Linked DNA regions of Mus musculus: regions 1 and 2 are each linked to region 3. The links are chromatin loops, found by intact Hi-C in ENCODE. Cell type or tissue: left cerebral cortex. All regions are shown on one strand.

Evidence for each region. Peaks named below come from ENCODE experiments on the same cell type or tissue, not always from the same donor. Only the 100,000 strongest peaks of a DNase experiment are listed, where the experiment ranks them.
Region 1: a loop joins it to region 3, with 5 times the contacts of the local background. A loop is called at or near these places in 16 of 42 quality-filtered maps.
Region 2: a loop joins it to region 3, with 2.3 times the contacts of the local background. A loop is called at or near these places in 3 of 42 quality-filtered maps.

Annotation. Positions count from the first base shown.
Region 1 is chr1:136,163,244-136,171,243 of GRCm38, reverse strand. Kif21b (kinesin family member 21B) reads right to left here. Exons shown (of 35, transcript NM_001039472.2): 27 at 6,113-6,226; 28 at 4,044-4,082; 29 at 1,921-2,057; 30 at 1,075-1,255; 31 at 1-102. Among named protein-coding and RNA genes, the nearest start is that of Kif21b, 36 kb to the right of the region's middle. In left cerebral cortex, CTCF peaks have their summits at 901 (motif pointing left) and 3,351; DNase peaks (open chromatin) are centred at 920, 3,451, 5,642 and 6,125; H3K27ac peaks cover 1,608 bases.
Region 2 is chr1:136,255,437-136,263,436 of GRCm38, reverse strand. Gpr25 (G protein-coupled receptor 25) reads left to right here and starts at 2,511. Exons shown (of 1, transcript NM_001101516.2): 1 at 2,511-4,523. The coding sequence starts at 2,564. The coding sequence ends at 3,640. In left cerebral cortex, a CTCF peak has its summit at 7,128; DNase peaks (open chromatin) are centred at 1,338 and 3,089; H3K4me3 peaks cover 1,659 bases; H3K27ac peaks cover 1,444 bases.
Region 3 is chr1:136,048,414-136,056,413 of GRCm38, reverse strand. Ascl5 (achaete-scute family bHLH transcription factor 5) reads right to left here and starts at 5,610. Exons shown (of 1, transcript NM_001270609.1): 1 at 5,044-5,610. The coding sequence starts at 5,610. The coding sequence ends at 5,044. Cacna1s (calcium channel, voltage-dependent, L type, alpha 1S subunit) reads right to left here and starts at 3,603. Exons shown (of 44, transcript NM_001081023.2): 1 at 3,362-3,603; 2 at 1,730-1,835. The coding sequence starts at 3,513. In left cerebral cortex, a CTCF peak has its summit at 4,755 (motif pointing left); DNase peaks (open chromatin) are centred at 3,528, 4,741, 5,342, 5,903 and 3 more places; H3K4me3 peaks cover 898 bases; H3K27ac peaks cover 4,252 bases.

The DNA of each region.
Region 1 (8,000 bases), 110 kb before region 3:
CTGAGGGCCATCTGGTTGATCTGATGTTCCCCCTGGGCACTGGTGATGGCGCGGGTGGATGTGGCTATGCACGCATCTCCTGAGATCACCTGGCCTGAGGACCTACCCAGAGGGGGGAAAAGCAAAGCCAGAGGTCAGTAGAGTCTACCCACAAAGGCCGGGAAACGAAGAAAACATCACACAGGCCAGCTCAGAAAGCCACTTCTTCCAGGATGCCTCCTTCCCTATCTGGGAAGAACAGCTTCCCCTAAAAACAGGGCCAAGGAGAGAGATTGACTCAATTCGACATTTTTCTACGACCTGTCGGTGTGCGTGGGTAGGTTTGAATAGCCTGTTAAGAGTCCAGGGAGAGGCTCTGAAGCTGGCTGGTTCATGTAGAAATCACTTAACTTCTCCGTGCCTGTTTCCTCATCCCAGCCCCCAGACTTCATTAAAATAAATAAATAAATAAATAAATAAATAAATCTATAAATAAGGACAGCTTTAGGCTTACAGCAGAACTGGGTGGAAGGTGGAGCTTTCCCATTCGCGTCTTTCTTTCCCACTGTGCATGGCCTCCCCCATTGTCAGTGCCCCGCGCCCCACAGCGTCCTGTGCTACAGTACGCGAACCTATAATGGACCCAACATCACCCAAGCTCATCGCATACAGCAGGGCTCACTCTGGGTGTTCTATAGTCTGCAGATTCAGTCAAATGCGTAACGTTATCTGTGACTACTGCATCATGCAGAATAAATTCAGGGCCCTAAATACCCTCTGTGTCTGTTTTCCAGCTGTCAAGTTAAACAATTTGTGATTTATAGTGGACACATAAGGACAAAACCTGACTTCTGGAAGGTTTGTGTCCTTACAAGCAGGAACATGCTATGCTGGGTGGCACATCTGTGTGGCCTGGCTTTGGAGGCTGCTGCCATCTGCTGGTCTTTGGGATCTATGCAGGCCATCTCAAATGGTTGAGCTTGGAGGACTGAGATAGGCCAAAGGATCTTCGTGCTCACCCAATCAGGCTGTGCTGTGCTTATTGGTCACCGCAGCAGGGAAGGAAGCACTATTCTCAAGTAGTGGTAGACTTACGTGAGTGTCCGAATGCACTTGGCTGAGTCCCGGATATCCCACACCTTGATGTAGGAGCTGGACACAGAGAACACCAGCCCCGAGTGGCTGCAGTATTTGATAGAAACCACGTTGTTGGGGTGACCCTTGAGAGCTGCAATCTCCTGCCCTGTCACCAGGTTCCACATCTTGCAGCTACGGTCTGCCAGATACAGGGAAACAAGTCTGAGAGAGAAGCAGGCGTGCATGCATGTGCAGTCTCATAAAAACTCAGGAGACCAAGAAAGGGCTGAGAGCTTTAAATAACCATGAGTTCTCTGATCTTTGTGAGGTGTCCTGGACTGACATAAAATTCCTACAAATCTCCTGCTTATTAAATGACCAAGCATCAAGAAAACATAAAAAACCTTGGAGCCAATCAATCATACCTCAGTTGGTAGCTAACTCCTCATATTTGTATATGTACATACATACATACATACATACATACATACATATATTCACATATGCATGCACAGGTTTCCTATTATGTATGTCTGATACAAACTTGTCCTTTCTTCTGGTCAAAGCTTTAACTTTTTTATGGTGACTTGGTTGTGGGACTATAAATTTCCACTGCTGAGACCAGAGGAACTGCCTGGGTGCAGCTGCGGAGATGATGTGGGTGTTGGGTAATGTTGGGGAGGAAGTGATGGTTTTAGAGAGTTGAGATGTTGGGACTTCAGAGACGCTTCTAGAAAGGTGACCTGGAGGAGTGGGTCATGGTAGAGCCAACAGGATCGCATGGGAGGGAAGGCTCAGCCAGGGGTGTGGTTGGGTGTGTGAGCTCCGAGCCTAACGCTGCTGGCCCCTCAAGTCGGCACGAACCTTTGGATCCCGTGAAAAGCAGCTCATCGGTGGCATCCAGGCAGAGGATGGGCTTGGTGTGACCCTCGGCCATGGAGATGCACTGCAGCGGGGCCGTCCGCGCTCCCTTAGCTCCGCCAATGGGGGTGATGATGCCCCTTCCCGGGAGAAAGGGAGAGAGGATGTGCCAGTCAGCCAAGGGGCCAGGCTGACTGAAGCACATGGAAGAGAGGGGTCTGGGCTGAGAGGGGACAATGACTCATGAGAGATACTGAGGCTGCTAGCAAAACATCACCACTGTCTGAGAGCCAGCGAGAGCTGTGGCTGCCATCCTTAGCACTGCAGGAGACGCCCATGCCAGGCAAGTTGGAAGGGACAGGGTAGGAAAGGCTACCTAACCTGAAGCCAGAGATAAGCATGCAGCCAGCTCTGGTGGGGCAGAGCAGAAGCCCAAGTGTTGGAACAGGTCTCTGTAGTTCCCATCAGCCTACATGCTTCTTTGGTGATCAAAAATGGGGGAAGGGAAGGAGAGAGGGAAGGACATCCAGGCCGTTACCCTCCCCGTACTTCGTTGCCAGTCAGTGTTCTGGGGCTGGCACCTTCCAGCAGTGAGGTGGCTGGGCATCTACAAAGAGCCCCTACTTGGACCAACATAGTCAAACCTGTGCCCGTCACTTACAAAGGGATAAATCAGCACTGTTATCCCAGCACTGTGTAGGCTCAGGCAGGAGGATTGCTGTGAATTTGAGGCGAGACTGGTCTACAAAAGGAGCTTAAGGCCAGCCTGGCAATATAGGAAAACCTTGTCAAACACAAACCAACCAACAAATAATGTCCCCCTCCAAAACCTCAAAGGGATAGATAACCTTAGGGGACCACAGCCCATCTTGGGGCTGGGATGCTCGGGCCTCTCTGGAACTAGCCTGCCTGGACCCGGAATGGCACTTGCTTGTTCTGCACAGTGCTCCATGAGCAAGAAAGAATAAAGCCAGGTCAGCATGAGGGTTCTGATGATGACTCTGTCTCAGGAAGGTGTTTCGGGATGAGACCCAGCCAGGCTACATCTAAAACCACATTCAAGCTGTTCAAAAGACAACGCTGTTGCTGACAGAAGCGCAGTGGCTTGGGGTTTACCAGGTGGCCAAGATCCCACTTGTGGCACTTTTACACAGTATGGCAGACTTGCTTGTGGCTGGTGCAACACCAGAATACTAGTCAGGCTGTCTACTTGCCATATAAACACATTTAGAAGTAGCTCCCCGAGCTGCTTTTGCTCCTGACTTGGGATACAGGTATAGGCTGCGTTAGGCCAAGGTTGCCGTAACCTGTATCATCAAGAGCCTGCACTCTGAAGAGGATGGCATGTTACATACAGGTAACAGTTGCTGGCAAGGCCTTACTGCACAGGAGGATCAATCAGTGGTGCTAACCACGGGACAGAGCCTGGTGAGCAGAGAACATGCGTGGAGAGCTAGAGGGAGCTCTCGGCCTTTAGAAGAGAGCCTTCTGCTGTCCCAAGTCTTACCCCTTGCTGTGGGGGAATCTGTGCTCAGTAGGCTTGAGGGACCAGCCTCTGGTTGTCCCATGGGCTCGGGGAGGAGACACCCACACACTGCATGCTAAGAGATATAAGCAGGGCACTGCTTCCCTCGGAGCTGAAGTTTGTAAGATTCACCCACCAACACGAGCTAGCTTACAAAGAAGCAAGCACAGCCACCATAGCCAGTGACACTCAGCAAAGGACTAGCAGGCTGACATGGTCCTCATGGTACCTCTCACTCTGCAAAGCTCTGCTACACCTCCGTTCCGACCCAGGCTTCCATGTCCCTCCCCCACCTTGCCCGGGGGGGTAGGGAGAAGAGAACAGGGCTCTGCACAAGCAACTGCACCCTCCCTCGCCACAAGCCCTTAGCTCTAGCCAGGCATTGCATAGTCTGAGGCCATGGGGTCACCATGAGAGGGAGGAACCATGGGGTGAGAGGCACTCTCAGGAGGGACGGGGATATGGAAGAGGCAGGGTGGGGAGAGGAGGGGCTGCATGCAGAGGACAGGCGTACAGGCAGGAGGGGCTGGTGGAGCATGAGGCAAAGAGAAGAAGAAGAGAGCGGAAGGGGAGTCAAACACGAGAGACATTCTGTGTGTACCTCAGGACCTCCGACAAAGAGGAGTCGCTGTCATCAGACCTGGGAAGGGCAGAAAATTAGCTGGATTAGGGGAGAGAGGAAAACACACGTAGGGATGGCGGGAGCAGCAGCAGCAACAGCGCAGGGAGGTCAGAGGGCGGTTATTCTCTTCAGGGAAGGCAGAGAGAGGCAGAGGAAGAAGGCCTTCGAGGAGAGTGGTGGGGTTGGGGAGGGGACAAACTGGCCTGGGAGCTGGGAGAGTCCCCCAGCAGTGGGCCACCAGGGGGTCTCTCAGCTAGCAGGGTAGGGGTGAGGAGGGAGCCACGGGAGGTGTGGGAGGCTAGCCCACTCTTGGGAAGATGGTTCCAGGTCTCTTTGCTAGTTCCAAGCTCTCTGGTTGGCCCACACTACATAAGCTGGGGCCTAACTGCATCACCCCAGCAATGCACAAGCCTGCCCAAGGTCGCAAAGCAGCCCTGCTGCTCTTCCCTTGCTGAGACCATGTCTAGAAGCTAAGTCTGTTACATGTGGGTCCCGAGACTGGACTAGTGGATAGGCCCAAAGCCTGTAGAGCAGGCTAGGATGGGCAGGATCCTAGCCCAATTCTTGGGAGTAGGAGAGAGAGAGAGAGAGAGAGAGAGAGAGAGAGAGAGAGAGAGAGAGAGAGACAGAGAGACAGAGAGAGAGAGACAGAGACACAGAGACAGAGAGAGACAGAGAGGAAGAAGGAAAGAAGGAGAAAAGGAACAAGGAAGGAAGGACAGAAGACAGACCCGTTTAAGCGGGATGTCGTGGCACATGCCTGTAATCCTAGCACCCAAGAGGCTAAAGCAGAAGAACAAGGTTTTCTAGTCTAGAGACATGGCAAGTCCTTGTTTCAAAAAACAGAATAAAGAAATTAATAATAAACAGTGGCCTGTCAAGTCAATTGCATGGCACTGGGGGCGAGAACTGTATTATGATAAGGAGGGCCAGACACACCCACAGCCCCTTCAGTAGGAGCTGAGCTGAAGCAAGCCTGGGGTTAGGACAGTGTCAGGATGCTGACCTTCTGGGTCTGCCTTCATGGTCTTATCACTGAGGGAGCAGCATTTCGAGCCAGAAGGGGTACTTATGTGAGAGACTGGGCAAAGCCTGTATCATGTACAGCAAGCAGTCAACAGTTTAGGCTCCCCTGAGGGTCACAACATCATTGCTCCTCGTGGAAGGAAAGCTTTTAGGGGGAAAGGAAGGTGTCCTTTGAGGAGCTACAGAGCTGAGGATGGTCACAGTGGGCTTGGGGGGAGCACAGAGGTGAAATCAGGGATGATGGGGCTTGCCCCAAGGAAAAGTTCCACTGTCAGAGTTATTCCGTTAGAGTCAGCAGCCCCAGACTCTGAGCCACTCTCTAGGAGAGAGCCCTGGGGCTCTGCTTCGGCCCATATTCTTATGCAAACCTGGGAGGACAGACCATCCTTGGGCTGACTGACAGTTCAACTGGAATTATGCATGTACAGCAGACTGCAGAGCAACATTAAGGACCTTCTGAATACAGGGATGGCTGTGAACAGAACGACCCCATAGCAACTATAGCATAGCAACAGGAGCTGTGAGTACAGCTGAGTACCCCATAGCAACTGTAGCATAGCAACAGGAGCTTGCAGTACAGCTGCAGGTGAGGCTCCCATGTGGGGATGACCCAGTGGTCTCTGCTTGCTGGACAGTGCTCAAGGATCATGGGACCTTGTGTAAAGCTCTTGCAATCAGGTGAGACAGTAAAGAAAGGGCTTCCAAGAACAGCAAAGACAGCAGAAGCAGATAAAAGGGGGCACTTTAGAGCACCCTCTGGTATGCTTGCCTCACAAGGCCACCATAACTGACTCTGACTGTCCCACCCTGGTGAGGTAACTTCCCTCTTGCCCTTTCCTGGTGTCCCAGCATGCTTGAGGGGAAGGAGAGACCCTTGGTCAGTACAGAAAAGATGCTACTGTCAGGGCCTCATGGCTCAGAGGAGCCGGGACAGGAGGGCTGGAGTCTACCCACTTAACCCGTCCCGCAGGCTCCCTCCCAGCATCAATGCCTTCCTTCCCTGGCTCTCCACAGGCCCTTACTTGTCCAGTGCTGAGCCCTGGCTCTGATTGCTGGTGAGACGAGAGAAGACGTTGCGGTCGTTGCGGGGCCGAGTGGGAGGTGATGAGGGAGGTGTGAATCCCATGTCTGTGGATCTGGGAAATGAGGGCAGAGAGAGTCATCGGTGATCAGACCCTTGCTCATAACTCCACCTAGCTTCTTTCCCACCAGGGGAGCCCCAGAGGATGGAGTCTGTTGTGTTAGGGACCTCAGACCTGCTTGGCCCCAGTCAAGATCCTAGAAGCTGTTTTTGTTTGTTTGTTTGTTTTTTTATATTTATTTGATTTGATTTGGTGTGGGCGGGTGTCAATGCACAATGTGTGTGTGTGTGGTGCCTGCGGAGGTCAGAAGAGAGCACCAAACACCTTAGAACTCGAGGGAAGCCCGTGAGAGATGGGAGTTGAACCCAGGGCTTCTGGAAGAATGGATTGTGCTCTTAAGCACAGAGCCATCTCTTCAGCCTCTTAAAAATCACTTCCTCATAGCGTATTTGGAGATTCACCTACTAGTTGGAATCTGCTTGCAGTCCCACAGTCCTTTTCTATGTGAATCACAGACTTAGACAAAGCAGTGTAGTGAAAATTCTGAGTGACTGGCATGAGTGCTTCTCGCAGAGGCTGTTTCCACCCCGACCCTGGAAGCAGGTGTCCTGATGGTGCCTTGCTTGCAACCTTTATTTATTATTGCCTTCTGTGCTTCTTAACGGTGCTTTTGATTTTTGTTTGTGTTGTGACACATGATCTCACCATGTAGACCAGACTGGCCCTGACTTTGCAAATGATCCTCCTGCCTCTATTTCCTGGGTGCTAAGATTACAAATGTGGGCTACCAGACCCAATATGGTGGGTTTGATCACTGAACTGGTCCCAAGGCATGCATAATGGGACAGTGCTCTCAGAAGTTGCTAAGCATTAGAAAGCTGGGAAAGATTACACAAGCTTCCTTGGTGCCACAGTGCTGTGGTCGAGCTCAGTACTAACAAGCAATAGCATCCGGTAACTAGGGTGCCTTTAAATAGAGACAGACCTAATAAAAGGTGATGCTGATGCTGACATCGCAGTCATCTCACAGGAACACAGCCCTCATCCTCCCTGAGACCAGTGACTCTGATTCAACGATTCAGTGTTCAGAATGCTTGAACCGGGAGAAATGACAGTTCCTTCAAGGAAGAGTCTATGACCTTGCTGGCCCGCTCATTCCTCTCTTTGGAAAGCTGTCGTTACATTCCCCTCCCTTTGGACCAGATTCATGAGTTCCGCTTCACCCTCAGACCACAACTTCAGCGTGTTCTCTGAAGATGATGTCCGTTCAACTCCCCTCCACCAGCAGCACATGCAAGCCAGTGCTATGCGCATCTGCTTTGGCAAAGATGGGAGGCTGGCGGCTGGCGCAGGTTCTTTTCCTGCCTCTCAGCAAGGCAGGCTGCAATGGTTACTCTGAACCCTAATGCCTCACTATTTAGCTGCAAAGGCCACCAAACCTCTAGATTAAGTATATGACTGTCGGGCCATAAAGGGTCATATGTGTGGGAACTCTGCAGAGCTGGGCCCCTGTGTATCTGACTAACTGGACACTCCAGTGTGACTTCTCTTGATAGTCTGAGCTCCCTCATAGAAGGAAGCCTTTGAAAGATGGAAACTACGAAGGTTTTAAGACCACAAAAAGAGGCTAAAGTTCATTTGGACAACACCATCAAAGCTGCTGCGGGCCATCCAGGTAGAGTGCGCACTGGGAGTTTCCAGCCTGTGGTTTAGCTATGTGCTTCCAGGTGCCTTGTGGAGAGAGACGGCATCTCTTGAGCACGTACCAGACATGGCTGGCTAGGGTCCATGGCAAAGCTGAATGACCGAGGCCAGCTGGGCCATAGCA
Region 2 (8,000 bases), 210 kb before region 3:
CTGGGCTTGGTCCTGCTGGTCTTCCAGGGAAGGAGGCGGCAGCCCCTTTGGCTAACCAGGAGGTAGGCGCAGCTCACCAACACCATGTGGGTGGAGGAACTTTAGGAGAAAGCCCAAGTCTAGAAACTGAGGTGTCCACAAAGAGGTTTACTCTGCAGCCTCTTTTCCCAGCTTGTAGCTGGCATGAGAGATAGTCTGTAAAAAACTGTTGTGCCTTTTTAGTGTGTGTGTGTGTGTGTGTGTGTGTGTGTGTGTGTGTGCGTGTGTGTGCGTGTGTGTGTGCGTGTGTGTATGTATGCATGAGTGTATACATGGTGGGGGGTGAGCCTGTGTGTTATAGCACGAGTGTGATCAGAAGACAGCTTGGGGAGGTAGGTTCATTCTTTCTACTGTGTAGATTGGGGCTTGAACTCAGGTCCACAGGCTTAATAACAAGCACTTTTACCTACTGAGTCATCTCAGCAGCCCAAGGAAAAAACTTCTTGGCCGGAACAGACTAGACATGAATCCCAGTCCCCACACGTTTGATTTAATGGATAGGTTTTTGCAGGACGGAGTCAGGTGAGGAAAATTAACTCTAGGCCCTTTCCCCTCACAAAAATGTAATCTGGCTACACCCGCCCTCTCTAGCTTAAAACCCCCTACGCTGTGAAAACTGGATTGGGATGGAAATTGGAAACCATCTAGCCCTCCATCCCACTTCCTATTCCCTGCCAGGTGGCTCTGTATATGAAAGGAAATGACCCAGGTGGGGTCCTGAGGCTCCCAGAATGGAGCCACGGGATCCATTGCTGACGATGCCTCTTTCACTCTCAGACGTGCCTAGGTTTGGATCATAAGTGATGTTAGCATCCTACTTCCAATCAATGTCAATCTGGGTGCACACACAGCTGCCCTTCTGTGCTCTGGCCCTATAAGGACAGAGACAGCTACCACACTGTTCCAAAGAAGAGACATCCCAGATCTCCCTCCAGTCTCTCCACATGGAGACCTGTACTGTATCTCCTGACACATCCTCTCTTTTCTGTCCCTAGTGTCAATAACTATGTCACTCAGTGGCAGGACTCTTGCCTAATGAGAGTGAAAGATCTTACCCCCCCTAAAATAAAACAACCACCATCTAACTCCTTCATGAATACAACAGCCCCCTGTGGAGTCCCTGTGGCTTGATGAGCCTTCCCCCTCTGTGACTCATACAGTCCTGCCAAATCAGACTGATGCCCAAAGCCTTCAGGATCAGGCCACAGCCTGCCAGTGTCTTCCTGCATGTCTCAGTATACTTGCTTTTTTATCCCTTCCTGGGCTGGCTCATCCTCTCTGCTTTGCCATTCCTTTTGACCTTTAACCCCTTCCTAGACCCGACCTGAACTGTCGCCCCTTCTGCGGACCTTTTCCCCGAAGCATGAACAGCTCCTCCTTCTAAGCGCTGAGTGGACGTGGTTTTAAACCTGTACCACAGTTTGACTGATGGCAGGCTGGCCGTTGCACACACAGCCTGTGTCTCTCCCCTCCTCGAGAAGGGATCTGAGGTCAAGAATGCATTTCTTGCAATGCAGAGGAAGCCAGTGCCTGCTGCACAGAGAGGTCCCCTGAGAGTGGAATGGGAAGGAACAAAGCTTAGACATCCTGCACCCCTTTAGCCACAAACCCTTTCCCATCAGTTCACAAGAACTCTCAGAGCTACTGTCTCATGATTTAGAATAGCAAATCTGTTGGATTGTTAGGGGCCATTTTGTGTCATCTTTTGTATAGAGGTTATAACCCTGTTTGACTTATCAGCTAGATTTTGAAGTATGGGGAGGAGGAGGAGGAGGGTTAACCCAGGGGCCTGGCCCCCTTCCAGCAGGGCCACCTGATTACACTTTCTGTCTCTAGCTTAGACCCTTTCCACACGGCTCCATGAGGCCTGGACCAGGACAGAAGTGTCACTCCAGGTGACACGTCTAGTCTTTTATCCTAGGAGGCTATTAATTAGTCCAAGAACTGTGGTGCCAATTCTTGATCGGGCACCAAGGGAATCTCCCTCAACCTTCAGACCCCTTCAAGTGCTACACAGCAGAGCAGATTAGAGAAGGAAGCCGAGGCGTTGCCCTCCCTCAGAAACCCTCATGCCTGGTCTGTCTCCCCACCCTCCACCCCCCCTCTAAAAACTAGAAAAGAAACGCCTGGTGAGAATCGAGAACAGGTTAGGGCTCTACGGCACCCACTGCCCCTTGCACCCTATCTCAGAGTCCCACTCCCTTCCCCCAGATACTAGGCCAAGCACCCAGAAATGATGAGCCACCAATTCTGAGTGGCCGCAGTTCTCTCAGCCCTAAGGACATCTCACAATACCCAGTTGTGCCCTTCCCTTTGGGTCAGCCCCAACTTGGAAGGTAACATCACCACCACAGAGGCCTGCCCCTCCCAGCCCCACACTCTTCTCACCCCAAAGCCTCGGCCTAGGGTGGCAGGAAGGGAGGGAGGGAGGTGCTGGGCACAGGCTGTGAAAAGCAAACCCCCTCCTGCTCAGAGAGGGCAGCCGCCCTGCGCCAGGATGCACGCCGGCCCGGTGACCCCGGCCATGCAGTCCACCGAACCCTGGAGTCCTAGCTGGGGCACGTTGTCCTGGGACTATTCGGGCTCGGGCTCCCTGGACCAAGTGGAGTTGTGCCCTGCTTGGAACCTGCCTTACGGCCACGCCATCATCCCAGCGCTCTACCTGGCGGCCTTCGCCGTGGGCCTGCCGGGCAACGCCTTCGTGGTGTGGCTACTGAGCCGGCAGCGCGGGCCGCGGCGGCTGGTGGACACCTTCGTGCTGCACTTGGCGGCCGCCGACCTGGGCTTCGTGCTCACGCTGCCGCTGTGGGCCGCGGCAGAGGCGCGCGGCGGCCTCTGGCCCTTCGGCGACGGCCTGTGCAAAGTCAGCAGCTTCGCGCTGGCGGTCACGCGCTGCGCGGGCGCGCTGCTGCTGGCGGGCATGAGCGTGGACCGCTACCTGGCGGTGGGCCGGCCGCTGAGCGCGCGCCCGCTGCGGAGCGCGCGCTGTGTGCGAGCCGTGTGCGGCGCCGCCTGGGCTGCGGCGTTCCTGGCGGGTTTGCCGGCCTTGCTCTACCGGGGACTGCAGCCGAGCCTGGACGGCGTGGGCAGCCAGTGCGCCGAAGAGCCCTGGGAAGCGCTCCAGGGTGTCGGGCTGCTGCTGCTGCTACTGACCTTCGCGCTGCCGCTGGCTGTCACCCTGATCTGCTACTGGCGCGTGTCGCGCCGCCTGCCGCGCGTCGGTAGGGCCCGGAGCAACTCCCTGCGCATCATCTTCACCGTGGAGAGCGTCTTCGTGGGCTGCTGGCTGCCCTTCGGCGTCCTGCGCTCCCTCTTCCACCTGGCGCGGCTCCAGGCGCTGCCGCTGCCCTGCTCCCTGCTGCTGGCTCTGCGCTGGGGTCTGACTGTCACCACCTGCCTGGCTTTCGTCAATAGCAGTGCGAACCCGGTCATCTACCTCCTGTTGGACCGCTCATTCCGCGCCCGGGCCCGGTTCGGGCTGTGCGCGCGCGCCGGGCGCCAGGTGCGCAGGATCAGCTCGGCCTCCTCGCTCTCCAGGGACGACAGTTCGGTGTTCCGGGGCCGGTCCCCGAAGGTGAACTCTGCCTCGGCCACTTGGTAGCCTCCCCGGGATGGCGCAGGTGGAACGGTGCTTCAAAGAGAGGAACCATGTGCTTGCAGATGCGCCAGGGGACTGCCCATCAGCTTTCTCGGAGCTGGCTGTTGGGGCTGGCTGTTCTCACAAACCGATGGGGAAGGATGGGCTATTATATTAGTTTTCTCCAGGGCAAGAAAAGCTGTAGACACTCACCTGGAGAAGCGGGTTCACCTAGTAGATGGGAGGGAAGTGGGTTCTGTTCTCTGCTTCATTCTGTGTAATTCAGCCCAAATATCCAAACCAGACTCTCAAAGGTCCTTCTTGCTCCTGACTGTTCTTGCCCCTACAAAAGCCATTGTCCTTTGAGGAATTTCTTCTCCTGGTCAGCCCTCTAGCAACACCATCTCAAACACCTCTCCCTTCCCCTCCCCTCCCTCTTCCCCTCCCTCTCCCTCTTCACCTCCCCCTCTCCCTCTCTCTCCCTTTTCTCCTCCCCCTCTATCCCCTCTCCCTTTCCCTTTCCCGCTCCCCTCCCTCTTCCCTTTTCCCTCCCCCTCTATCCCGCCCCCCCCCCTTCTCTCCAGTCATCACTATGTTATCTATATTGTTTCTCATCCCCAATTCGGGTTTTCGTTTTCAAAGGCTCACGAAAGACATGGAAACTAACCCTAGCGTGAACAGTCCTGTGAGCAATTTGGTCCTTCCCACCCATTACCTCACACTGGTGTGGCAACCCTTCTCCCATCTAGAGACACCTGTGGGACTCGCCCTGAAAGTAGTTCTGGCCTTCCTTCTGAATGCTGGCATCTGAATTTTTTCAGTGGGTGTTCAGATTTTCCCTCACTCAGCCAGGGACCCCAGGTTTTTCTGTGAACACACATCTCAATAAAAACTTTTGTTGGCCCTAGTTGGCAACCGTGTCTTGATTTGAACATCGAGAGCGAGATGGGTGTCAGAAGGGTGTGTTACACAGTCAGACAAAGCTCAGCTCAGTAGTTCAGGCCCTTCAGGGTGATGGTTTGTGTGACCCTGGTACTGGGAGCGCCAGCTGCACCTGCGAGTGTGGTACTCTCAGCGGGCAGAGGATGACTTAGTCTCATTCTTTTAAAGGACATCGCACATCGAGATAGTGACAAGATGAAAGGAAAAAATGAGGAAGATGCACGGCATCTGCCTGCCAGGTGCCATTTCAAAGAAGAGATGTGTAATTTTGATTTTTAAATGTGGTCCAGGCTCCCCACCCCCACCCCCACACTCTGGGAGCTTTTCCAGTACAAATGTTTAAAATTAACCGTTTCAGTCTCTGGTTTATCCTTTGAGGCTTCCGGAAGGCTTAGAAAGTAAATGTTTTTACTTGAGAGGATTTAGCCTACAAACATTTTGATCAGTGAGGGAAAGACATTCCCTGACTGGGCCGAGAACCAAGTCCTAGACCTTGGAGTTAGCAACACAGACTGGTGTTCAGTGCCAGGTTGGGTCTGAAGGAGGGCATTCTCTTGGGCTATTTAACCTGCTCACCTCTGCTCTCCTCATCTAGCTCCATTGCATTCTCGATAGCATCCGAGACCACTGGTTGGAGTGTATTTAGCATCGCAGCCCACTTTGATCTCATCTTATAGCTGCTCTTGTCAAAAAGAACATCTCTGCTGGGCGTGGTGGCGCACACCTTTAATCCCAGCACTCGGGAGGCAGAGACAGGCAGATTTCTGAGTCCGAGGCCAGCCTGGTCTGCAGAGTGAGTTCCAGGACAGCCAGGGCTTTACAGAGAAACCCTGTCTCCAAAAACAAAAACAAAAACAAAACAAAACAAAAGAACATCTCTGAGTGTCCTCATATATGCCCTGAGAGCAACAAGGCTTGCAGCCCAAGGGTCACCTGAGCCAGGAAGAGGTACCTCAGGTGCTTTCAAGTCCAAGAGCCCATCTATAGTATAGTCCTTCCTTTCCCTATCAGTGGGGCGAAGGGACAGGAGTGCTGACCTCCATCAAGGTATGTGTGGCAAGACTAAAGCTTACAGAGCTGGTGTTGCTCTAGGCTGCTAGGACAGAGCTCCTCTCAAGTTCATCTCCACGATCTCAGCTGAGTGAGCTACCTAAAGACAGACAGAGACAGACAGAGAGACAGGCAGGCAGACAGACAGCTTCCCTAGCCCATGGGATGTTTTCATGTCCCCTCCTGCAGCGCTTACTGAAAGCTGACATTTCCGCCCCAGCATAGAGCTCTGCGCCGTAAGAAGAACATCTCCCTGTCTTGGAGTGTGGCACTCAACTGGACTCTGGTGCACTCCTTAGAGTGATTGCCCATCACTCTGAGGAGAATGAGCACCTATTTCCTAGTGAGGGCGGGAGTCGAAGTGTGGATGCAGGAGCTAAGAACGGTTTGTGAAGGAAGAGCAAACTGAAATGGTTTAGCAAGCAGTTGCTGGTATTCATCAAGAACTTTAGAGCTGTGCATGGCCCCTGCCCTCGAATGCCCATACTCCTTTACCTTATCATCTTTTACCACTGCTCCCTCCTAACTCAATCATCCTAAACAACGGAAGTTGGGTTGCTGAGAAAGAGAAATTTTTAAAGAGTTACACCTAGAAGGAAAACCCCTAACTGCCCAAATGCAATGCTGTGGTTTCAGGGCCAGGATAGACTAAAATGCAGAATTTAATATCATTCAGGGAGAAGTCAGGAACTGTTGATGGTAATTTCCAAGAGGAAGGAAGTAAAATTTCAGAAGTTAAAATACCCTCCTTACGCTGTTATTCGAAGGATGTAAACTTGTTCATTTGGGTCTGTTGAAGGGAAGCATACATGTCTCTTAGGTAAGGTTTTACTGCTGTGATTAAACACTATGACTGCAACCAGCCTGGGAGGAAAGGGTTTATGTCAGCTTACAGTTCCACATCGCAGTCCATCACTGAGTCAGGGACTGAGCTCATGTGCATGAACCGTGCTGCTCACTGGTTTGGTCCTTGTGTCTTGCTCAGGCTAATTTCTTATACGACTCAGGACCACCTGCCTAGAGGTATCACCACCCTTGATGGGCTGTGCCCTGAAACATCACCACTGATTAAGAAAAAACATCACCCCCACAAGCTTCAGACATGTCAATTGGGTGGAGGTATTTTCTTAATTAAGATTCTTTTGTCCAGGGCTGGAGAGATGTCCCCCTGCTCAAACCTCCTTCCCAGTTTCTAAGAGCACTGACTGCTCTTCCATAGATCCTGAGTTCAATTCCCATCGATCACATGGTGACTCAACAACCATCTCTAACAGGATCTGATGCCATCTTCTTGTTTGTCTGAAGACAGCAACAGTGTACTCACATATAGTAAATAAATCTTTCTAAAATATTAAAGAATTTTTTTTGTCCTAAATGACGGTAGCTCATATCAAGTTGCTATAAAATTAGCCAGCACCGTCTCCTTTGGATCAACACTATTTTTTGTTATTTCTTATCCCTCACAGTTTGGGCACAAAAAGTAAGATCTTTTCTCCTGCTGCTCACTAAGAGAATAGCAGCCATTTTACTTGTTTGCTTATTTGTCTCTCTCTTTACAGGCAATTTTGTTATTTGATTTTAGGCCGTGTCCCCAGTGTCTGGAGCAGTGTCTCCACCCAGCAGGGGTTAACTTCTGCTACAAGGTCTGTGTCCTCGCGCAAGACACGGTGAAGGATGAAAGAAATGGCACTGCAGTCTATGTACAATAATAGTTACACTTTATTAAAGGGCACAGAGGGAGGCTAGAAGAAAATGCAATAACTGTGAACAACAGTCGTATTAGAATGACAGAATTACAGCACCTTTCCCCTGCGTTCCTCCTGGAAAATGTTTATAAGCATTTCAAGGGCCGTTAGCAATATATGGATGCGCCCAATAGAAGGAAGCTAAAATTAGAGTGGGACCTGCCTCCACCCCCACCCCCAGTCACGTTCAGTTGCCTGTCCCTGGGCCCCTCACCCGGGCTTCTGAGCTGAAGCTGGGACTGATCATATCTGCTCTGCTGTGTCGCAGATCAAAGGAAATGATGTTCTTGAAAGGACTTTTTGAGTGGTGGTATTTCAGACAGATGTGTCCCAGGAGCTCGTCCCTGGGGTGAGCATGTTCCAGGCTCTCATCTTCTTCCCCATCTTTTTATTGTAGAGAAACCTGTGGGGCTGCCCTGGGATTGAAAAGGTCAACATCTGGCCTGAGGCTCTAACTCAGCAACAGAGCGCTTATACCTAGAGGTAAGAAAGCTAGGTTTGGGGGTGGGATGGGATGGGGTGAGGGCAGGACAGGGTAGGGAGGGAAAAGGGAAGAGAAGAGAGGGAAACTCCACCTCCAGGCAGAGTCTGGCATATGGCCTTTTGCCTATTGTGACTAATTCTGACCTTTCTCCGCCCCTCCCTCG
Region 3 (8,000 bases):
GCCTTGATTTTTGAGCTAGAGTCTTTCACTAGGAACTAGGGTTCACTGATTCCACTGGGAAAGCTGGCCAGTGAGCCCTGGGGATCCTTTTGTCTCCACCTTCCCAGGGCTAGGATCATAAGCACACACTACCAAAAGCATTCAGTTTCTTAAAGTGCACATGGAATTAAATTATGAAGTCATGAAGCAGAGGGTGGGCCAAGAGTTCTCCCTAAGTCCATGGACACGGGTAATTGAGCTTCTTTTGTAGAAGACCCCAGTGGCACACAGCAGCATCTCTGACAGCAGAAGCTGCACTGCCCTGCCTTCGTTGAGTCCCACTCCCCTTCCATTCCAGGAACTCTGTTATTTCCATTTCCAGCAAGCACACATTTAGCACCCAGCTTCTCCCCAATTCAGAATAGATTGCCATGGAAACCAGCCTGAGAAGAGGCAGAAAGAGGCACTCTGGCCCTGGATATATGCAGATTGGCCTCCTCTCGCCAAACTCTGTGGTTTCAGTGCAGAGAAAAGCCCTGGAGTATGGGACTCCATTGAACTGTCCTGGTGTGTGTGTGTGTGTGTGTGTGTGTGTGGGTGTGTGTGTGTGTTAGTAGAGAGGTAGCTGAGCGCTCCTGGATGCTGAGCAAGTATCTCACCCTTGAGTCATATCCCCTGTCAGCTATTTGTTTCTTAGTAGACTTCTCTAGAAGTGTGCCACCCTGTGAATACATCTAACAGAAAGGGGCTGGATACATTAAGGATACATCAAGATCCAAGGGCTGGAGAGGTGGCACAGTGGTTAAGAGTGAGTACTGCTCTTGCAAAGGACCTGAGTTCAGTTCCCAGCACCCACATTGGGAAACTCATAACTGCCTTTAACTCCAGCTCCAGGGAATCCAATGGCATCTTCTAGCCTCTGAGGACATTATAAGTACCCACTCAGAGTCACACATGTAGGCAAAGAATAAATAAAAATATTTTTTAAATGTGCTTAAGAGCAAGTTCCAAAGACAGTAAGACCAGGGTATGAGGCCTGGACAGGAAGACCAGGGTATGAGGCCCTGTTGGAAGCTTATATGGGTGCTACCCTGCATGATGTACCTAGATTCCAGGGTTTTGTTTTATTTTTATCTATCTATCTATCTATCTATCTATCTACCTATATCTATCCATCCATCTATCTATTCATCTATCTATCTCATTTATTATCTATTTTTTAGACTAATATTATACCATAGAGATCACTGTAAAGATTCAATGATTCAAAGATGAAAACCACTCACTGCAGAATTTGCTGTGTTGCTGGTGAAGGGGCAGCAGAGAGTGGCACTGTAGCCCTGTAATGCCCTTTCTACAGATTTCTATATCATATGCCCCTAGCAGCTCAGTGTAGGCAACCTTCTGGAGTCTATCCAGGGAAGGAGGTTCATGCTCAGCACCCCTGGTTCACCTTGCTGAGGCCCAGCCTTCCACATCTGTCTTGGTACCACTTCTGAGAGTTCTTGGGAAAGCGCCATGAGTTTGCACCTGTTGGGTGCTTGGCACTGTGAATATTGTCTGACAGCTATCATGGAATTGGGCTGAACACGTTTAGTCTGGGAAGCTTCGGGGCCACTCAGTAGCTCAGCAGTGAGGACGCCAGTCTACGCTGTGAGGGAGCCACGGTAGCAGCATCTCCCACAGAAACCAAGTGACTCCCAGGCTGGAGCTGCAGAGCTTGAGAGGAAGGGTGGGAAGGCTTGCTTACCAGGCCGAGGTTCAGAGTGTTGTTGTCATCCTCTGGCATGGGCAGGTACACTGCCAGGGCCACACAGTTGGCAAAGATGGTGAGCAAGATGATGGTCTCGAAGGGTCTGCAACCAGGGTTAAGGAGAGCCCTGGAGCCATCTGTGGGATCTGTGGGGTTGAGGGCATGAAATTCCTAAAGGCCAGTCTGAATAGTCACTATAATGCTAAGAGAGAGTCATGTGGCGGGGGGCTTGTACCCCAAAGTGGCTCGGGGGTAGGGTTGGAGTTTGATTATGTTCAGGCTGAGTAGGATCGGGAGAGGGGGAAATGGGAGGAAAACCAGATTTTCAGAACTATGTGTACACACTCATGTGTGCAGGCTTGCACTCCCAGGACACCCTCCCCCCGTACGCCCCAGAACTATGTGTACACACTCATGTGTGCAGGCTTGCACTCCCAGGACACCTCCCCCCCATACTCCCCCCCTCCAGCAGCTAATTCATGAGGGCACTCTGGGTGCCACCCTTCCTGACTGGCTGGTCATTTAGAAAGCAAATGTGAGGAGGGAAAGCCAGGCAGAGTCCTTGGTGCATAGGCGGGGTGGGGAGCGAAAGGCACGCTATGTAGACAGATTTGGATAAAATCCTGTTTTCATCCCAGAAGCTTCAGCTTTTGAAGAGAGATGGGGGATGAGGGGGGGAGTAGCACAGAATAGATCTGTAAGAGAGTGGGCTCAAGAAAAGGGATGCCCTGCCAGGGGAAGCTGCTCTCACCAGAGAGGGCAAGGAGGAAGGGGGCTGGACGTGATGTGGCCTGGCAGAGTGTAGCAATGCGGATCAGACTCGACTCCAGACCCGCTGTCTCTCCATGGCTCCCGTATCCTTCCAGCTACTCCTCATTCTCCATTTTCCCAAGGAACAGCTGATGGAATCCCATTCCTCCAGAGCACGTCAAAAATATTTCAAATATTCCTGACTCTCTCAGAACCCACTCAACACGGGCCTCCTCTCTGCAGCCCCTCCTTACTCCCCCCAAATAGCCCAGATATTATCATTGTTATTTCCAGAACAAACCTAGAGAGAGATTGAGGTCCCTGTCCCCCAGGGTACTACTTCTGAGCTAAAACATCCAAGTTTGCTCGCCAGCATCCAGGAGCCAATAAGAGCAGGCCTCCCCTCGAATCCACTTCTCCAGTTCCATTTGTAACTGGGACTCTAGCCAGTGGAAGTTGTCCCTGGACTGTCAATCGTTTTCCACTCTCCCTCTGTGGAGGATTTCCTCAGGAGCTGCTCCGTCCTTCATCTTATTCAAAATCTTGGGTGGTACCCCCATGATGACAGAGACCTGAACACACTTAGAAAGACTCCTAAGAACACAGGCCCTCCACAAGATGCTCAATAGCTCAGTGGCTCTCCCCTATGACCCGAGAGTTGTCCTCAGGCTCCGAGAAGCCCCTTTCCATTGTGGCGGAGACCTCCCTTCCTGCTTTCGCAAAGGTTCCTTTTGCTGGTCTAGGTGTAGGTTCACCCCTTTCCCAAGAGCCTGGGTCACCCTGATGCTAAAAGTCCAAGCTTTGTGACCACCCCGTACCTTCCACCTCTGCCTCCCACCCACTCCCTGCTCCATCTCGCTCAGGTGCTAGAAAGGATACTTCCATTCCACGATGCTGATGCAGGCCTTCCTCAGGGGGTTCTGTAGAGTCAGGCAGAACAAGGCCCGCGGGGGCCTCGGCAGAATCTCAGGAACAGGTTTCTTCGGCTGCTTCTTCCTCAGGCCCTCGTCCTGGGGTGAGGGCGGCTCCATGGCTTTCCCTGACACCCCTCTCTTCCCCCAGCCCACTGCCCTCTCCTCCCTGTGTCCCCAGTGCCCCCACCTTGGGGACTGGACCTGACTGAGCCTATCCTGCTGAGGCAGGCAGACGGGTCGGGCGTGGGGGCGGGAGGATTACTCTCTCTGCTCCCAGCGAGTAAAATTAGCCCCTGCTGCCCAGCCCAGGCTCCTGCGGCCAGGCAGCTGTCATTCCTTCCAGTCCAGCCGGTGACATCCCCATCTGCCCCCGAGGAGGCAAGGGCTGGGTGTAAAGGGGTGACTTATTATATCCAGGCTTGAGACGGGGTAGGGGCAGTGGGAGACAGGAAGGCTTCACAGCTGGGGCAATGAGGGTCAGGGAGAGGAACCCGTGGAGTAGAGCCACAAACTCCAAACAGGTTCCTTAGATGGAGATTAAGTTTCTCCCCACCCCAACTCCGTGGCTCTGTCCAGAGAATGTGTTGGGTGGTGGCCTAGCTCAGCATAGCTCCACTCACACCAGTCTCAGTGTCTGTCAGGATCTGCCCAGGACCCTCTCACACTTGCCGCCCCCAATGCCTTCTTCTGGCAAATATGGAGCCCCTCTCCTACCAGAGGGAAAGGCTCCAGGCAACCTTGAATGTGCACTGCTCTCACAGGGCCCCTGGTCCTCCAATCCCTCACTAGACAATGTCTGTGTGCTTTCTCCCTAGAACCCTGGCCTCTCCCATATTCAGTCTCAGCATACACACTAATCTCTCTGGAAATGTTAGGTGACTGCACCAGCTAGCAAACATTGCAAGGTGGAGGGTGGGCATAGACAATAATTCAGGAATCACAAAATTCAACAATCCCTTTTTATTTAGTCCTTGATGTAAACACAATGTCAGTGGACCCTAGAAGCTTACAAGTCTTGGGGTGGGGGAGGCGTTAAGTCCAGAAGAGACTGAAGGGTGGGAGAGGGGAGGTGATCACTCGCTGTCAAGGAAGCCAATGGGCACCAGCGACCTCTCCCTCCCTCTCTCTCTCTCTCTCTCTCTCTCTCTCTCTCTCTCTCTCTCTCTCTCTCTCTCTCTCACACACACACACACACACACACACACACACACACACACACACACTTCCCCTAAGTCTGTCAGCTCCAGGGTGCTGAATGCAAGCAGCTGCCTGTCTTCACTTCCCTCGTCCCTCCCTCAGAATTCCTGCTCTTTAGAGGCCATCAAGCTCCTCGCTAGTATTTGAGGCCATCTTGTGGAAGGTTCAGGCATAACAGAAAGTGTGGCTGACTTCCAGGGGACTTGGTGTGGTGGACAGCAGAGCTTCGCTGAGGCTGGTCCAGGAGCTGTCCAGGGCTCTGCTCCTCACCGCAGACATCAGCTCCTGGGATCCGTATCTCGCCATCTCTACCCCAGGCCCTCACATCTGGCTCAAGTGGGTGGAGGTGGGATCACAGACCTCGAACACCACTGTTCTTTGTCCCGCACAGATGACCCAGAAGCCCCCAAAGCTGTTCCCTAGAGGGGCAAGTCCAGGCCTCTGGCCAGATCAAAGGCTGGGTTCCTCCGACTCCAAAAAAGGCGACGAGGAAAAGGGGGATCCACTGGACTCGGCCACCAAGGAAGAGGGCTGCGGCACGTTGCTGTGGCCCGTGTGGGCGGGCGGCGGGGAGGTGGCGGGAGGTGGCGCGCCGTCGGGGGTGGCGCTCAACAGCTCCTGCAGGTACTTGATGTAGCGGATGGCGGCGCGCAGTGTCTCCACCTTGCTGAGCCGCTTCTCAGTCAGGGCGCCGGGGAGGTGGCCGCGGAGGCGCGCGTAGCCCTCATTCACGCACTTGACGCGCTGCCGCTCTCGCTCGTTGCGCTTCTGGATGAAGGCAGGCTCGAACGGGTAGTCGTAAACCCCGAAGGCGCCGGGAAAGGGCACGTAGGGGAACACCCCAGTGTAGGCGTCGTAGTAAGGCGGCTCGGAGTGGCCGGGGTACAATAGAAAGGGTACGTTGCTCAAGGGTTCGGTGGCTGCCAGCGGCGTCTGTCCAGCAGGGGCCACGACACCTAGCTGCATGCCCCCCGGGGGCCCACGGTCCACCAGAGCTCGGCAGAAGTTACTGTTCATTGTGCCTCGTGGAGCTGGACCCAGAGTGAGGCCCTCTGAAAGGCCTCTGCACGGGCTCTGTGTGGTCCTGACAAAGGGGACAAGTCACATTGCTAGCACTCTGGGGTGCTGCGAGTTGCTAAGGCTTCATTTTGCCTTTTTGGGTTGGCTTGGACTCCTTAATGTGAGTCATAGCTCTGGACAAGTGCAGCAGCTAGCAGAGGCACAGCAGGTATCTGCTGTGGTCGCGCCTGCGGTGACATGTGTTGAGCAATCTGAGCACTTTCTCCCTCTTCCCTGCCTGGTCCTCCTGGACTGAGAGTCTTGCCTCTTCCTGCAGTCCAAGGCCGCCAGCACTGCCCCTGGCTCTAGCTGCGAGCCTCCATGACCAGATTCCCCCAGCGCCCAATTCTTGTTCCTCACTGGATCTTTTTGCAGGATCCCGGATCTGCGGGGGATGTGGGCAGAGGCGGAGAGCCCGTCAGCTCAGCAGAAGAGTTCCCAGAACTTTGCTAAAAGTAGAGAAAAGTGAACATATCACTAAGGAAAGGCCTTTGTGGTACTCCTATCTCCAGAAACAATCAAGAGGAAAGAGGGCGGGGATTTGGAGAACTGTTGGTCTGAGCTCAAATCTAGGGTTCACTCCTCAATAGTCAAGTGACATACATCTTAGAGTCAGAATTCCATATTTGGAGAGACAGAAAACATCCTTTATAGTTCCTAAGATGAGAACCAAAAGAGTACAAACACATTCCAAAGCACCCGGTACTTGGCCTGGCAGATAACGGCAGCCATTAATATCATTTCCTCTGAGAATTCAGATCATCTCCTCAAGGCTACCTTCCAGGGCCTGACAACTAAAACTTGAGACAGTCTACTGGGACAGGGGGTTTAGAGAGATGGCTTTGTGATTAAAAGCAGGTACTGCTTTTTACAGAGGACTGGGTTTCCAGCAGCCAGGAGCTCACAACTGCCTGTAACACTCACTATAGAGGATCAGAGTCCCTTTGCTTCCAAGAGCACTGTGTCCACCTGCACATATCCATACAGAGACACATTTAACTGTAATACCATTGTTTAACGGAGCTAATCGAACTAGCAGGAGGAGTTGGAGCAACTATCTCAAGTTAGCCCAAGCCCCTCTCTGGTGAATGAAAGATAACCCTGATTACAAAGCCCTGGGGGTTAGCTATTTCAAAGCTTCCTGCCCCGCAGACTGTTGTCACCTTCCCCTTCCCTGTCCCAGGTCACATGGGTCCAGGAGGACATATGGGTCTCAAACCCTCTTGGCTTTCTCCTCTATGGCACCTTACAAGGTGTCTTCTTTTTTTCTTTTCTTTTCTTTTCTTTTTTCTATCTTTTTCTTTCCCCTTTGGCTTTTGGAGACAGGATTTCTCTGTGTAACCTTCACTGTCCTGGAACTCACTCTGTACCTGGCCAAGCTGAGCCATGTCCCTAGTATGTAATAGATGCTTCATAAATCCTGTCTGAATAACCAAGAAAGAGGATTAGGCCAAAAACTGGGTTTGCCAGGGTGGGGCATAATTACACGTAGCCATTCCCTGGTTTTAGAAAACTGTTATTTAGGAAATAATTGGTCTGTGTTGAGTTTAAGTGCTGCCAGAGCTCATCAGCTGTGCATATCAGATTTGAGCACTATGCCCTGCCTCTCTGGCCCTGCTCCCTGTCCCCGTGTGTGTTCACAGTGTTCGTAAGTGTCCTTGGAGTGCTCGTAGCTCTGTTCTTCGTTCTACTCTTTGAGGACGATGCTCAGAGTTTACTGATGGGTGAGTAGTCGACCTGCATTGAGAGAGTGGGGGCATCCCGAGGTCTTGGCTGTGGTTCAGCCTTGTCTATCTGGCAGAAAAGAGCCAGTCCTCTCCCTGCCTGAGAAGCCGGTGGCAACCTCAGATTTTTGAGTGTCCTCTATACCCTCCCGCAACAAACCAACAAGGATCCAAAGTCTCAGAGTCTCACACTTGCTAGAAGGTGGAAGCTGACGTATGAATCATCAGGACTAAAATTCTTATCTTCCCGCTCTTTGTAGCTGACCTCTAGAGCCTCCCACCAATGGTAGTTTTGACATATAATAAGAGTCAGCTTTGGCAAGATTCTAGCTCTCCTGGTGGGGCTCCCAGGCCCCAGCCTGTGCTGTCCAGGTTGAGTATCTGAGAATTTACTCAGGACGTGAATCCCAGTGGGCAGGGCTAAAGCTTTTTCTTTTAAAGCTAAAGTCCCTCACACCATGCTGGGCACATAAAGATTGTTCAAGATACTTGCCAGGATTGTTCTGTGTCTTTAACTTTTTGAAATAGAGACTTGATTGCTTATATTTGATCTGACAGAGGGCAGAAGTTTATTTGTATTAATGACAATTTTAGGAACACAATTTCTCATGATTGATTCAACAT